3 separate regions of the Homo sapiens genome follow, and all the other regions are linked to region 1. A link is a loop called in an ENCODE intact Hi-C map of the cell type or tissue named here. Cell type or tissue: A673. All regions are shown on one strand. Region 1 overlaps LINC00331 (long intergenic non-protein coding RNA 331). Region 2 overlaps OBI1-AS1 (OBI1 antisense RNA 1). Region 3 overlaps LOC105370273 (a long non-coding RNA gene).

Region 1 (5,000 bases):
TGGACAAATTATTTAATGTTTAGGTCCCTTTTTCTCATTTGCAAAATGGGAATAATCATGTCTACCATGAGGGGATGAAATATAAACTAAGATAATTTGAAAAACATTTTTTTTACATTCCCTAACACATAGTTACACCAAAAATATTGTTGGCCAAGGAACAATTCAAAAACAAAACAGTAGGAAGGAAAAAAAAAGGAAAAAGAAATTAAAACGCTCAAGTAAATAAGAAGAATATTCTGAGAGGGAGCCTCAAAAATATAAAATTATGGGAATCAAGTTAAGATTAGAAAAAGTCAGGGACTAAAATAAAAACTGCATGTCATGCCATTGCAGGTTTAGATAAAGTGAATGAAATTTGGTGTTTTAAAAATAGTTTCTGGTCAGAGGCAGTGGCTCACACCTGTAACCCCAGCATTTTGAGAGGCCAAGGTGAAAAGATTGCTTGAGGCCAGGAGTTTGAGAACAGCCTGGGCAACAAAGGGACACCCCTGTCTCTACAAAAATTGAGAAAGTGAAAAAAAAAATTAGCCAAACATGGTGGTGCATGGCATGCACCTGTAGTCCCAGCTACTCAGGAGGCTAAGGCAGGAGGATCACATGAGCCTAGGAATTTGAAGCTGCTGTGAGCTATGATTGTGCTATTGCACTCCAGCCTGGGTGACAGAGTGAGACACCCCATCTCTAAATGAATAAATAAAGCTCATTATGGAGAACAGATGCTTGAAACGAAATAGAGAAATTGCCCTCCTGATGAAGGGATGAAGAAGTTTGAAGCATGAAAATTGTAGTAAACACAAGCTAAAAGGTTGAGCAGCTCTGGTCATCCTGAAGACAGGGGGCTGCAGTTTCTACCAGTGTGGCTGTCACAGTGTCTTTGGGGAGGGCCTATGTCTCCTCCACAGATTCTTGCCATCTGTCAGTCATCCTTGTTGGTTCTTGAAAAGCTCCATTTTGTGAGTTTAGATCCAAATCAAGCAAGTCAGGGGCTCAGCTAACTTTGAGTTCATGGACTTTAGTTGAACTGATCAGCAGCAAATTCATTCTAGCTAAAATTTCAAGTTCATTCAGAATGAAAATACTGGGAAACAGTTTCCTACCTCTTTATCGTAGGATCTCAGTACAAGTTTGTTTATTCATTCATTTGTTTATTCAGTCAATTATTATTGGGTGTCGACTGAGTGACAGACTCTGTGCTAGATTCTGGGAATGAAACAACTAACTACAGAAGAATGTTCCCTGTCTTCTAAAGGGTACAGTTATTTTAGGTAGTCTCACCCAACCCTCCCAGCATCCCTACACAGTTGTTTTTGGGGCCCTTCCCTACTGATCAACATGCTCCCAGCTGCCTTTGCACAAGGCTGCAGCATACTAAAGTCACCCAGGGATTCTCTTAGAATGCTTGCTAAGTTTAAATATATACACTATGTCGAGATCCTCTGAGCAACTATTAATAGCTGTATCAGGTCCAATGGGGTTAATCTGAGATCTAACATCAAACGGGGGAATAACATATCAAAACTAAAGTTCAAACTATAGATAATAAAGATGAAATAAGTTAGTGGATGGATTGAATGGCAAGTGGAACATGAAACATACATTTTGGATTCTTGATCACTCTCTTCTTTGATTATGACTCTTCCTTTCTGGCTTCACCTCATTCTAGTCTGTTAGGGATAATAAATAGCTAATATTTAATGGTGGTTTTTTATGTGCCAGACACTATGCTAAATTTATCTCATATAATTCTCACCTCAAAGAGATGGATATTATCACTATTTTTTTCCGATAAGAAAACTGAGGCACAGAGAGGTTAAGCAAATCCTCTAAGAGCATTTAACAGTGGAAAAATTGTGGGGCTACAATTCATATGCATGAGTTTTTTCAGAGCTGACATTCTCAACTCTATATTTTGTCTCCTTCAACCATCCTGCCTCTCTTTCTTTGACTAGATTTAATAGGCAAATTGATTTTTATCTTTTGTGTTCTCTATCTGGGATTCTTTCTGTCTTTTGGTTTTTCTTCAGAAAATTTCAAGCAAACAAAAGTAAAAGAATGGTATAACAAACCCTGTATATGCATCAATCTTAAATTCTCTTTACTTTCACCTGATCAATCATAGTTACCTCACAGATAAACCCTACATTTCTATCTGCCTGCTGATCTGATTATTTGATTGTGGCATTCTTGATATTTTTAATGTACTCCAACAACCACTGTGGTTCAGAAGGACTGATCTAAGGATTTTTCTATGATGCTTTACCTCTAAGCCCTAAATTATCAATCATATAATTCTAGGGCTTCCCATCTGCTTAAATCTGTAGTGCAATATACAGACAGATCAGCATGTTAATTGCAAAAGGCAGACTCTTAATGAATGCTTTTTAATGAATTAATTAAACGGTGAAGTACTTAAAAAATTGTGACATAGAATAAAGAAGACATAGGCATGCTCTTAATTTTTGTAGTGAGGATAAAAGAGTTTGCACTTTTTCTTTCATGCACCAGGGGATTTTCTAAAGAATTTTTCTCATCTTAGGGAAAGATAAAGTTGTCCATAACCTGTTCCTATAGAATAAGACTCCCAAGAAGAGGATTTTTCATGGCAGCATTGGTTAAACTGTTGATAAGGAAGGATTGGGAAGGGTTCTACTAGACTTAGATTTAGGAGGGATAAAATACTGATGGGAAATAGCATGAGTAAAATTATACAGCAGGCATGAACTTGCAAAAGCATTTCCTTTGAAGTAGCCATCTCTTTCATGTTGTGTTGGTTGCTGTCTGAAGTTTGATCCTTCCTTCCTTCCTTCCTTCCTTCCTTCCTTCCTTCCTTCCTTCCTTCCTTCCTTCCTTCCCTCCTCTGAAGAGAATTTTCAGTTCTCTTCAGACTCTATACATTAACCTTGGAAATCCCACTCACTCTGATGGACTAAATTAACCAATATATGAGACGATTCTTAAATGTCTAATTCCAGCCCTACCTTTTTCTTATCTCCAGACACATTAATTCAGCTGCCTTTTGGAAATTGCCACTTAGATGTCCTCACAGTTTCCTCAAACCTAGGATGTCTGAAATAGAATTCATCGTCTTCCCATTAACCACTCCTCCTTCCATTTTTCCTACTGTACAAGATGACATGCCCCAATTGCCTAAGCCAAAAACCTGGACTCCTCATTGTCTTTTCCTCTCCGTTTGCCATTAATCACCGTGTCCTGTTGAATCAGCTTTCTAAATATATCTCCAATCTGTCACCTCTCTTCATCCTCACTACCACATACCAGGCCTCTGTCATCACTGGACTAGAGTACTGTTAGAGTTTTCTAATGACATCTTTCTCTAGTCTTGCTTCCCTCCACTTCTTCTTCCTCCTTCCCACCAAAGTGTTACTCTAAAATGCAAATCTGCCTGTATATGGCCAGCTTAAAACTCTTCAAGTAGTCCACATTAACAAACTCTAAACTTTTCAGCTTAGCAAACCACTCTAAGACCTTCTTCCTGTATGTTTCCTTGCATCCTGGATTTCAGACATATTGATCTGTTTGTAGCTCCCAGCACACATAGATGATTCCTCAGCTTTGTGCTTTTGCTCTTAATCTTCCTTCTAAAATGAAGCCTTTAGCTTTTCTCCTTCTTCATACCCCTACCAATGACAGTCTACTTACCCTTCAAGATGTTCCAGTCTCAGCTCAAGGGGTCCTTCCTCTGTAAAGCCTTTCCTGAACCACTCTAGTAATTTCTACCGTGAAATTTGGTCATTTCAAGGGTAGAATTGAACGTGTGCTCTACTGTGTTCATTAGAACCTAAAACACATATAACTTTTATTTTGCTGACATTTTAATATATCCATAGCTATTTATGAAGAGTGTTTTGTTTCTTCTACACCCAGCACCATTTCTGGCATAGAGTATACTAAAAATATTTCGGTTGTTTGCTTGATTGACAGATTGAATAAATGTGTACTCCTGAATAATTTTCTGTTATTATCATGAATATGTTCTTATATTTTGTTTCCTTTTCATTATTAGAAGTCTTTCCTATGTCTTTACTACTAAATGCTGTTATGGAATTAACAATTTATATAGAATTATTATCTTGTTTTAGGTTGCTTCCTATTCTTTCTAATCACTGCTCCCCCACCCAAGATTTATTTACTTCAATTTGTTTACATAGATAATGCCTTAAAAAGTTAGAATTTAAATCTTTAAAACAATTTCTACAATACCTTTTAAAGTAATACTTACAGTTTTTGTTATTATCATCTTTAAAATATCTTCTTTCATCTTATTTAGACACCATTACCTCTTTCTAATTACAATAAATTTCTGGAGAGAGTCAACCTCTTATCACTTCTAATTTGGTAATTTCACTTGGTTCCTTTGGGCACTGTTATTAGAAATTGATATGAGATGAGATTTGGTAGATTTGATTGCTTACTTCAAGATGGAATCTTCTTTACTCTTTCCGTTGGAAATTTTATTCAGAATGTATTGAGAGCTGAAGGTTTTCTGGGCTCTTACTAGGCAGGAGTACGAGATGAGTAAGCAGAGCTGCTTACCTGAAGGAGTTTATAATACTGAAGGAAGAGAAGACAGTTATACGGAGAGCTGTAACACTGAGATGGGATAAATGCTAAGAGAAAAAGATGAAGTGCTGTAGGAGGAGAGAACAGAGACTTATTTCCAGTAAGGAGATCGAAGGAAAGCTTCATAGAAGAAGGGAGCTTTGAAAATTGACTAGGATATCAACAGGTGATGATTGGGAGAGGACGTTACACACTGGAAAATAAGGGTGTTTGGTTGAGGTGGAGAAAATATATAAGGTATGGAGAACAGGGGTACAGAGCATCCAGAGGGTGGGGTGGCAGTCCTACAGGATGGTGAAAACTGGAATGATGGCCATATTAAGGAAGCCCTTGAATGCCTCACCATCAACCGAGGCCCACTGGGGGCTTTTGAATAGGGCAGTGAACCTTCTTTCCTTTTGCTATTATCTACCTAC
Region 2 (5,000 bases), 650 kb before region 1:
GCCACAACACTTACTATAAAACATGTTCAAAACAGATGGTAGTGCTGGATGTCTCTAAGTAAAAGAACAGATGGAGCAGGAGTTTAACCCTGGAAGCTTTGAAGGGTTTGAATGACAGAACTTATTTTTTACTCTAATTTAGGGAGAATTTGGTGTGAGGATGTGGTATACTATTTCAGCTATATGAAACAGTATACATAGACAGGAAAATACTTGAGTTCCAGCAATATGGCAGACTGACGCAATGTGAGCCACTTTCCACTAAAACTTGTGAAATGCTATATAAAATATAACAATATTGCTTTAGTAAAAATCTAAAGATGAGTTAGAAGGAGAATGTCTAGTTGCAGAGTCAAGGAGGTTAACCATAGGCAGAATGTAAGTGTATGAATTAGGGCTCTGGTTCTTGGGATATTGATAATCAAATATACATCCAACAGGGAAGCCATGCCATGAGGCCCAAGACATAAAGTTAGGCCTGGAAGGGTTGCCCCTTTTTTCTTTTCTTTTCTTTTCTTTTCTTTTCTTTTTCTTTTCTTTTCTTTTCTTTTTTCTTTTCTTTTCTTTTCTTTTCTTTCCTTTCTTTCCTTTCCTTTTCCTTCCTTCCTTCCTTCCTTCCTTCCTTCCTTCCTTCCTTCCTTCCTTCCTTCCTTCCTCCCGCCCTCCCTCCCTCCCTTCCTCCCGCCCTCCCTCCCTCCCTTCCTCCCGCCCTCCCTCCCTCCCTCCCTTCCTTTCTTTCTTTCTTTCTTTTTTTTTTTGTTTTTTTTTGAGATGGAGTTTCGCTCTTTGTTGCCCAGGCTGGAGTGCAATGGCGCGATCTCGGCTCACCGCAATCTCCGCCTCCCAGGGTTGCCCCGTTCTTAAAGAACAGTTCTGGGAAAAGTTAAGAAAGCTTTTCTATAGGCAAATAAATAAACCTCTCAGGAGAAATCAAAACCTCTACTCTGAAGTCCAAATTTTTACATCCATGTTGTATATGATTCCTGAGCAGAGAAACTAATGGAATATCTGAAACCAGCAAAGTCTCTGGGGCATTCTGCAAAAGCAAATATAGAGAGTCTTCCATAAGAAGAGGGTACAAAACACCCCCTCAGGGGAGACAATCATATAATACAACAACAATAATAAAATACCAACTTAAGATGAGCTCACAATAAAAATTATAAACTACGTAAGGGAAAGTCAGCAGAAACAAAAATAACTGCCTCGTACTAAGGCAATCAAATGGTTAGTATAAAATATGTAAGTGTCAACAATATTTAAGTCAAGGGAGCGAAAATGATATTGATTTTTTTTGATTATCATTTTTTAATTTATACTTTTCTCTAGTCTCTTGAATGTTTCACCAATAACTGGCATTTATTTTATAACAAGAAAAATGTTACAAAGGTTTCTGTTTTGCAGCATTCAACATACTGATTCTTGGGGAAAGTTTCAGGTTGCTCTCAGGTCAGTGGTAACACAAATATATAAAGTTCCTATTGAATTCCATGTTTGTTTGAAATGCTGTGAGAAATCCTAATATACTGGTTCATAACAAAATTTTATTTTTATCTTCAAATAAACGTTTCACTGCTTTTTTTTTAAAAAAAAATCAGTGTTCTGGAAAAGCATCAGCAATCATGGAAATAATTACTTCCTCACTCAATACTGCATCCCAAAGACTTCTACACTTAGTCTCTGATGGCAATATGAAACATGCAGCAGTCTCAATTATCAGATGGTATCTTTATTAGTGCATTATCTTAATCTGATGATTAGGATATATGGTGATCCATTAGTATCAGAGTTTGCAGACATAAGGTAAGTAAATTGCATTCAAAAGCGAAGGGTTTTGAGCTATAAGTAATCGCATCTCTCCCCTGTATGTCTTCAGGAGTACAAATAACCTTTCTTTTTCTTAAAAAAAAAAAAAAAAAAAAAAAAAAAAACCAGCTTGGGGCCCAGAGTAGGGGCACACACAGCTTTCAGAGAAAGGAGGGGGCAGGGCTAACCAAAGGCTGCCTTCAAAGGTGGTTGAGACCCAGGGGGATTTTCATCACAGGTTTTTGGCATTGGAAGGTCTTTGAAGATTTTTGGATTTTTGCTTAACATGTGGTCTCTGAGCCTGCTGTTCTCTCTGCTGATCTGAAGCCACATAGCCCAGCATGACTCCTATATGCTTGGTTTTCTGGAGGTAAGTCCCCAAGAACCTCTCCTGTTTTTCATCCAATGATTACTTTTCTTATGGGAGGGTTGCAATTTCCCTCCCCCTCTTCCCCACCCACTACTAACTGGCATCCCAGGCTTTGAGCATCCTTATCTGTCCCTCGATTGTATCAGACAGGGAAAGCCGGAAAGGAAAAGTAGTAGGGTAGAAAGTAGCCACTAGATGGCAGAATTGATTAAGCAGAATAGTATGTTAAGGCTGTGCATTCCAGCTACAAACAGGATGGGAAGAGACGGCTCTAAGAGCTGGTGCCTCCACATTTACCCCAGTACTGTTCCTCACCCGCCCACAGGTGGTCTGGCTGATCCTGGCACACTGTCTTTACATTCCACAAGGAAGTGGTGCTTTAGGGAGTGACCTCAGAGTCTGCCAATTAGCATGTAAAACTCTTGTGACGTTGCCCCTGGAGGTTAGAGATGCCTCTGAAGGTTCTCTAGTTCAGGAAGTGGTGACCTCCCGAGCAGCATATGTCCACCCACCCAGAAAGCCAAACACCTACTCTTTAATGTCCCAAGCAGAATACTGGCATCATCTCTTTATCTTAAAATTTTAAGTTCTGTATATATTATCTACAAATTCTATATTCTATTTTGGCACACCAGCCTAACCCAAGCAACAGAAAGTGGACAGATTATCCATTCAGTTTGCAGCTCGAGTTTACAATGGCAAATTATTCATTGCATTATCAGCGACCATTAGCTTTACAGAGTACCACAAGATTGAGACAAATATGAAAAAATATGAAGAACTCAGCATTCAAATATACCTTAAGTTTTGTTCAGCTGTAATTTGAACTCATCTAACATCTGCCCACTGTATTGGCTTGCTTCATGCAGCAATCCTATTTATCAGCAGTTTTGTGCTAGTTAAAAGAAACACAGAGTATAGTTCAGGGCCTGAAGTTTAGACCAATGTCTGTCTGTGTACTGTCTACTTTTAAAAGAATACTCTGAGGCATTGTACTCCGTCAGGCTAGAGTATAATGGCATGATCACAGCTCGCTGCAGCCTCAACCTCACAGGCTCAAGCTATCCTCCCAGCTCAGCCTCTGGAGTAACTGGGACTACAGACACCCATCACCATGACCAGCCAATTTTTTCTATTTTATTTTATTTTATTTTATTTTATTTATTATTATTATTTTTTTTTTAGAGATGGGGGTCTCACTTTGTTTCCCAGGCACATCTGGGACTCCTTGTGTCCAGCAATCCTCCCACCTTGACCTCCGAATGTGTTGAGATCACAGGTGTGAGCCACCGCACCTGGCCAAGTACTGTCTGCTTTTACAGGCAGCCTTTGTGTGAACAGCCCTGGGATTCCAAGTGATGTTGAAACCCTAATAAAAAGTGACAGAATGCTTACTTTGTCAAGAATGTGCCTACATTATCTCACTTTTTTGTTTGTCAAACTTTGGACCCAGATCCTATTAGCAGCTTCATTTTTTTTGGTAAGGAAATGGAAGCATAGGGCAGTTAAGAAGTCTGCAAAAATCCCCCAGCTAGCAATGATAAAGCAGATCTGGACAACAGAATAATTCAGGACAATTTCAATCTTTCTCTGGAAGTTGTTTTTTGTTGTTGTTGTTGAATTTGAATGTTCTAAACATTACATCTCTATTTAATGGTTGCATATAGGGTCAATTTTATATTTTCCCTAATTTGTAAATAGTCACAGAACCTATCATGTTCTGAATAATGGCTCGTATAAAATATGGACTCTTCATTAATTTAATTAATTGTGACCTAGAGCATAGAGCTTATCTTTTCCAGACAAAATGATGGGGTTAGAGTGTTATAGGAAAATGAAACTCTTGTGAGTGGTTATGTGAATCAGCCTAATGATAGCCAATTGTCTTTTACTTCTTCAGTTATGTAAATTATTGGTATTATAATTTCTGTATGTGCTGATGGGATATGTTACTGAGTGATAACTGCATCATAGCTCTTACCTGTCTCCTATAACCACAACCCAGTAGCTGAAGAGGAATCAAGAACCACTGTTCTTGCTCTCTTTTTTTACCATTTTAATTTGGAATAATTTTAGATTAAGAGAAAAGTTGCAAAGATAGTACGAGAGTTCTCATTAACACTCCATTCAGCTTCTTCTCATGTCAACATGGTACATTTGTCAAAACTAAGAAATTAACTTTGGTAAAATACTATTAACTAAATTGCAGCATTTATTCAGATTTCACTAGTGTTCTCTCTCTGTTCCAGGACACAATGGTGCATGCCCTGCCCTTCCCTTTTTTATCTAATTAGTGCTGAAATGTGAGAGTATATCAGCCCCTCGATCTTTTGCTGCCTGTGTGCTTTAAAGCCCAGAGATCTAATGCAAATCTCATGAGTGCTGGGCCTAGTGGGAACCCTGCTTGTGCTGCTAGGCCAGGGACCTTTGGACGAGTGTTAGTGCCTTAGGCTCATTTCCAACTTTTCTGAGGTACCTCACTGAGCTACTACAAAAAGATACCTTTTCATCCCTTCTGTTAAAAAATAAAACAAAACAAAAATACTCCAAGCAGTACTTTGCTATTGAGGACAAGATACAAATGGATTTTAAAGGCATCTTTTATGACACTATTCCTTTTCATTATTTCTTGGTTTATCCACTAAGCGAGTCACTGCTTCTTTGGGAAGACTCATACCATCAAGTGTTTTTGATACATAAAATCCAGATTGCCTGCTTTGGCCATCTTATTTTGTTTCCTCACTAGTTTTTCAGCATCATAAGTCATTGAGTATCAACACAACAAAAACTGTTGCAATTCTCTATTGGTCATACAAAATAATTG
Region 3 (5,000 bases), 190 kb after region 1:
GGTACACATTATCACAGCCTACTCTCTACCTCTTTCCCACTTTCTCATCCTCACATTTTTTTCTATTTTTCCATTCCTTTCCAAATTCTCCTTTTTTTATGAGACAGTCTCACTCTGTCACCCAGGTGGGAGTGCAGTGGTGCGATCTCAGTTCACTGCAACCTCTGGCTTCAGGGTTCAAGCGATTCTCCTGCCTCAGCCTCCTGAATAGCTGGGATTACAGGCACATGCCACCACACTCAGCTAACTTTTGTATTTTTTAGAAGCGATGGGATTTCACCATGTTGGCCAGGCTGGTCTTGAACTCCTGACCTCAAGTGATCCTGCCACCTTGGCCTCCCAAAGTGCTGGGATTACAGGTGTGAGCTGCCGCACCTGGCCCCAAATTCTCCTTTCTGTATCTACTTTGTCTTCCTCATTTTTCACGTACATAATTGATTATATTATACTACTAAGAAGTTTAAATTTAATTGATTTGAATTATTATACTTTATTAAGGAAACAGCATAAGGGCTCTCCTGACTTTTGTTGCAAGCCAGCCTTCTTTATCACACCCTCAACAACATCTCCACAAAAAGAAATCTACAACTTCTGATGTAGACTCTGGAGCTAAATAGAAAATCAGAATCTATAAGACACAGGGAAGAGAGAAGAGGGAGCAGAAGGAAAGTTTCAAGATTTATTTCTACCACCTACGTTTAATTTCATGGAACCTGAGAGCTTATTTGTTCGCTTTAACATTATTTAGCACCTACTGTATACTGGCATGAGAATCCTGAGGCTTTATCGTTTATCTGTTAGACCTACTATGGTGTTATTCAGTTGGAGAGGAGGAAAACCTCCTGGTTCCTAAAGCACCCAGGCTATGTCAGGGAGGAGTGGAGCACTGTCTCCACTTGGCCCCTATAGAAGTAAATCTTCACTTCACCACTTATCCTTGAGCAGAAGAGGACTGTAGTTGATGATTCACATGAGAGGATGACAATTCAATCTCAATTAGCGTAGATTCTTGAAACATTTCCAGGTTGAAGTAGCTATTCTCAGCCCTCCATAGGCTGGACTGTCCTCCCCAGAGGACTTCTTAGAATTCAATTCTGGCCCATGAGACCAACACCAGATCTAAGCCTAGCTGGGCGTACCTGAAGCCTCAGCATGCCCCAATGTAACATGCAGGCGTTTGGCCATATGGTGTCCCCTGAGCTTGCCGTTCTCTGATTTATGCCAGAATGGGCATATGCTGGGATATTTCAGGACCCTGAGGGGAGAGTCAAAATGTCACACAGCCAGTATGAGGTTAAGCTTCCATTTCTGTGGTTTATGGCTTAAGTAGAAATGGAACCGGAGGGGACAAAAAAATGCCATTATTGATTCTAAAGCCTAGAAGGTTGAGGTTAGGGCATATAAGATAAAACGTTTAGGTTCTCTGAGGTGTGACCTATTTATACCTGTAAAATAGCCTTCAAAAATGTCCAACAAGGAAAAAGATGTATATTTGTATATATTACCCACTTGGCTTCACTTAAGCCTACTTTCTTCATATTCTGTAAAGAGAAATATCTAGAATCTGGTTTTTAAGTGGTGCCTTTTTTTTTAAGGGGGACTTAGTAGGGAAGGGTGCTCATAGGAATGAGTCATCGCTTCAGGATTTATGCTTATTAAAAAGTAAATATAGACTTTTCTCTGTGTTGCTATTTGAACTCCCCATGACTAAGTGATGGTTTAGTTCAACCAATGTTAGATGCCGCCTATACGTAGGGGCTAAGTATGCTTCCCAGTTGGAGAGGGTTGCCCTCCCAATAAGCATTCTGACAGGCATATTGGACTAAGGACAGAGGACATCATGTGGGGGCAGGAAGGCTGCCAGATGGCAGAGGCAGAAGGAGAGAATGCATAGAAGGCCAAGTGAAAGGAACAATTTACAGGGAACTCCCCCATTTGTGGAGAGGTGTGAGCATGGAAGCATGGAGGGATAATGTGGAAGGGAGCTGTCCCAAATATTGGAAAACAGGAGGTCCATTTTCAATCTAGACCTTCCACCTAAATGAACAAGAAATAATAAATACAAGAATTCACATCAGGGAAATTGGTTTTATTCACAATTGAAGGGTAACTAATTTTAAAGAGTTTACTTGGTGGCCATGAGAAGTGTACGTTTTGGGTATAAAAATGATGCCAATTGCCAGCACTCACAGGTTGTGATGAAATGTTGCCAACTTTTTTACACACTGTTCATTTTTACCATTAAGGCCTCTCATGAATCTTAATAAATCCAGTTTCATAAAATACAAAGGCATGCTCTCTTTTCTCTTAAAGAAAGAAAAATACTAGTGAATTCATGGCCTTTTCTTTATAATGGAACCTGCAATATAAATCTAATGTTTAACGCATCAGAAATTTATAATTTCCTTTTGAATTATATGAATGCACACCACTCAATACTAGTAATTCATTTTGTTAGTTTTGATCAAAGAGTTAATTACTATTTGAATGAAACTCTACTAATGAATGAATATAAAATTAAGATCTTCTCATGATGGCAATCGGTTACAAATAAGACATAAGAAAGATGCAAATCATGAGGCTCCATTTAGGTTTCATGAACCAAGTGCTTCTAACAGGAAGATAAATACAGAGCAATATTCAAGTCCTCTGAAGCTTAAACCAAAACAATATTAATTGTATAGGTGGGGAGGGGAGAGGGGATAAAAAGAAAATGGAAACAAGCAAAGAGTTCTCAGTTTTCAGGCATAGGAAGAGGTTTGTTTATATGTAGTTGAGGACAGACACAAATGCATAAATGAATGTATATAGTGCAATCAGCAGTTATCACAAATCTGCTTGGATTCAACAGTAGAGCTGACAGAACTTGGTCAATGTTAAGACTGTGCCACCTTCTGGTTGTCATGTGTATGACAGGTGTTCATATTGTTTACAGACTAGCATTTCTGTATTATGCAAAACTTATATTGAAGGGAAACAGCAGATCCATTCCTGGTGCTGTTCACTTTCTCCCCTGGGGACTGTATTGGAATGAGAACACGATCCATAAATGTACTCCAGTGACTGCTTTGCTTGAAAATCTGAGTTTGCTTTTTAAGCTTGATCAACTGTAATGGTATATGATAGTCCAGACACAAGCTCAGACAGCACTGCAGTTGTGAAAGCAGGAGATTTGGTTGCTTGTCTTTTCCCTGGTTGCCACTTTCTGAATTTCTTAGAGCCAGAGAAATGGAGCTCCAGCAACCGAAACAAGGCCTCTGTCAATCAAATAAATCAGATGGGGGAATATACTGTTGTGTCTGCAAAGCTGCAAAATAATAAATACACGTGTAGCCTAATTTCTGTGCAACTGTTAACATGCAATTGGGGCCAAAAGATGATTTGAGGGATTATGTTATGCTTAAATTCCTCCACAGTCTCAGTCGGATCAATTATGGGATCACGGCTTTTGGAGTCCTGGCTGGATGCTAACATACCTTTGCCACCAAGCTGAGCATCCTAGCTGAAGGACTTCTAGAGGATCCATGGCCACTCATTTCATAAATGTATCTGCTGTAATTTGTATTTGAAACACTGGAGTTTGAAAAGGTAGTCCCAAAGGAAAGGTATTGTTTTTTTCATGTGCATTGCTTAGGGGTTTGTGTCTTAAAATTAGCCCTGGAAACCTTAAAATCCTATAATATTTTAAATGTGTCTAAAGAGGCAAGTAGATTTACAGAGACAGAGTAATCTTAATTGAGTAATTGTTCTTTACACTTTATCATTGTAGCCTGCTAAGTTTCTTGGGTAGGGTAGGTGGCCCTCTCCCACACTACCTTCTCCCTCTTCCCCTATTCCATCTGACGCCCACACTGCCCACCCTCTGCACCCACACATACACTCTCAGCCCTGAAAACAAACAGAAAACCAAGAATACTTTTACCCACAGAAAGAAGTGGTACTTTACCGTAATGACCGAGATGATTTCTTCGACTTTCTATTTCACCTTGCCTATGATGATCGAAACAAACTTTTTGCAAATTCAGGCTTTTCTGAATCTGCAAATAAAGTGATCGAGAATGAAATAATCGGAAAAAAATCAAAATGCAGGTTTGCTTTAAAACACAAAATTCAGCTGCTGTTACTGTCCTACATTATCACCCTAAATTGATATTGGGATTGGCTTTATGTAAAATTTGATTATGAAGAATAAAGTCTTCAAAGACAAGTTTTTTAAGAGTATCCTAATTTGTGATTACTTATCCTTCTTCATTGAAGGGTATACATGGCTGCTTTGCAGTGTTTACAAAACTAAAAGAACAACAAGATCAAAGTGTGAGGTTGGTAGGGATGTGAATATAAGATGCAAAGAAAACCACTTGAAAATTGATTAAATATCAGTGAAATTTGTCCAGGCATGGTGGTTCACACCTGAATCCCAGCACTTTGGGAGGCCAAGGCAGGTGGATCACCTGAAGACAGGAGTTTGAGACCAGCCTGGCCAATGCAGTGAAACCCCGTCTCTACTAAAAATACAAAAATTATCTGGGCATGGTGGCAGGCGCCTGTAATCCCAGCTACTTGGGAGGCTGAGACAGGAGAATTGCTTGAACCCAGGAGGCAGAGACTGCAGTGAGCCGAGATCTTGCCACTGCACTCCAGCCTGGGTGACACAGTGAGACTCTGTCTCAAAATAAAATGAAATAAATGAAATTTAGGAGCCAGCTTGAGGGGCCCCCACCAGACAAGTCTGGGACCATTTAGAATCAAAATAAATAATGACAGTAAAAGTTTGTACCCACTGGATAGGGTAAAACTCCATGAGTTCATGTTAATATAAACATATAAACAAACATATGAATGAGAAGGAAGTTTTCTAACAATAGGAAGGCAACATTTGTAATAAATGTTAAAGAAATTATGAAATTAGAAAAACCACCATTTGGCAGCCCTAATAATAATAATTGACTCAGGAAAGTATCATTAATGGACTACAACCAGTGGATAAATTTTGAGAAGAA

The links. Peaks named below come from ENCODE experiments on the same cell type or tissue, not always from the same donor. Only the 100,000 strongest peaks of a DNase experiment are listed, where the experiment ranks them.
Region 2: a loop joins it to region 1, with 3 times the contacts of the local background. A loop is called at or near these places in 2 of 110 quality-filtered maps.
Region 3: it touches region 1 in a loop (5-fold over the local background); 2 of 110 quality-filtered maps call a loop at or near these places.

The regions. Positions count from the first base shown.
Region 1 is chr13:78,787,918-78,792,917 of GRCh38, forward strand. LINC00331 (long intergenic non-protein coding RNA 331) reads right to left here. Exons shown (of 5, transcript NR_046869.2): 3 at 4,244-4,385; 4 at 1,600-1,667. Among named protein-coding and RNA genes, the nearest start is that of LINC00331, 50 kb to the right of the region's middle. In A673, no CTCF peak of the experiment used is centred here; a DNase peak (open chromatin) is centred at 3,044; H3K27ac peaks cover 5,000 bases; H3K27me3 peaks cover 1,089 bases.
Region 2 is chr13:78,135,462-78,140,461 of GRCh38, forward strand. All of the region lies in intron 1 of OBI1-AS1 (OBI1 antisense RNA 1), which reads left to right. Among named protein-coding and RNA genes, the nearest start is that of OBI1-AS1, 83 kb to the left of the region's middle. In A673, a CTCF peak has its summit at 2,370 (motif pointing right); a DNase peak (open chromatin) is centred at 2,380.
Region 3 is chr13:78,975,699-78,980,698 of GRCh38, forward strand. LOC105370273 (a long non-coding RNA gene) reads right to left here. Exons shown (of 5, transcript XR_942108.4): 2 at 3,947-4,037. Among named protein-coding and RNA genes, the nearest start is that of LINC00331, 140 kb to the left of the region's middle. In A673, a CTCF peak has its summit at 2,897 (motif pointing left); a DNase peak (open chromatin) is centred at 2,883.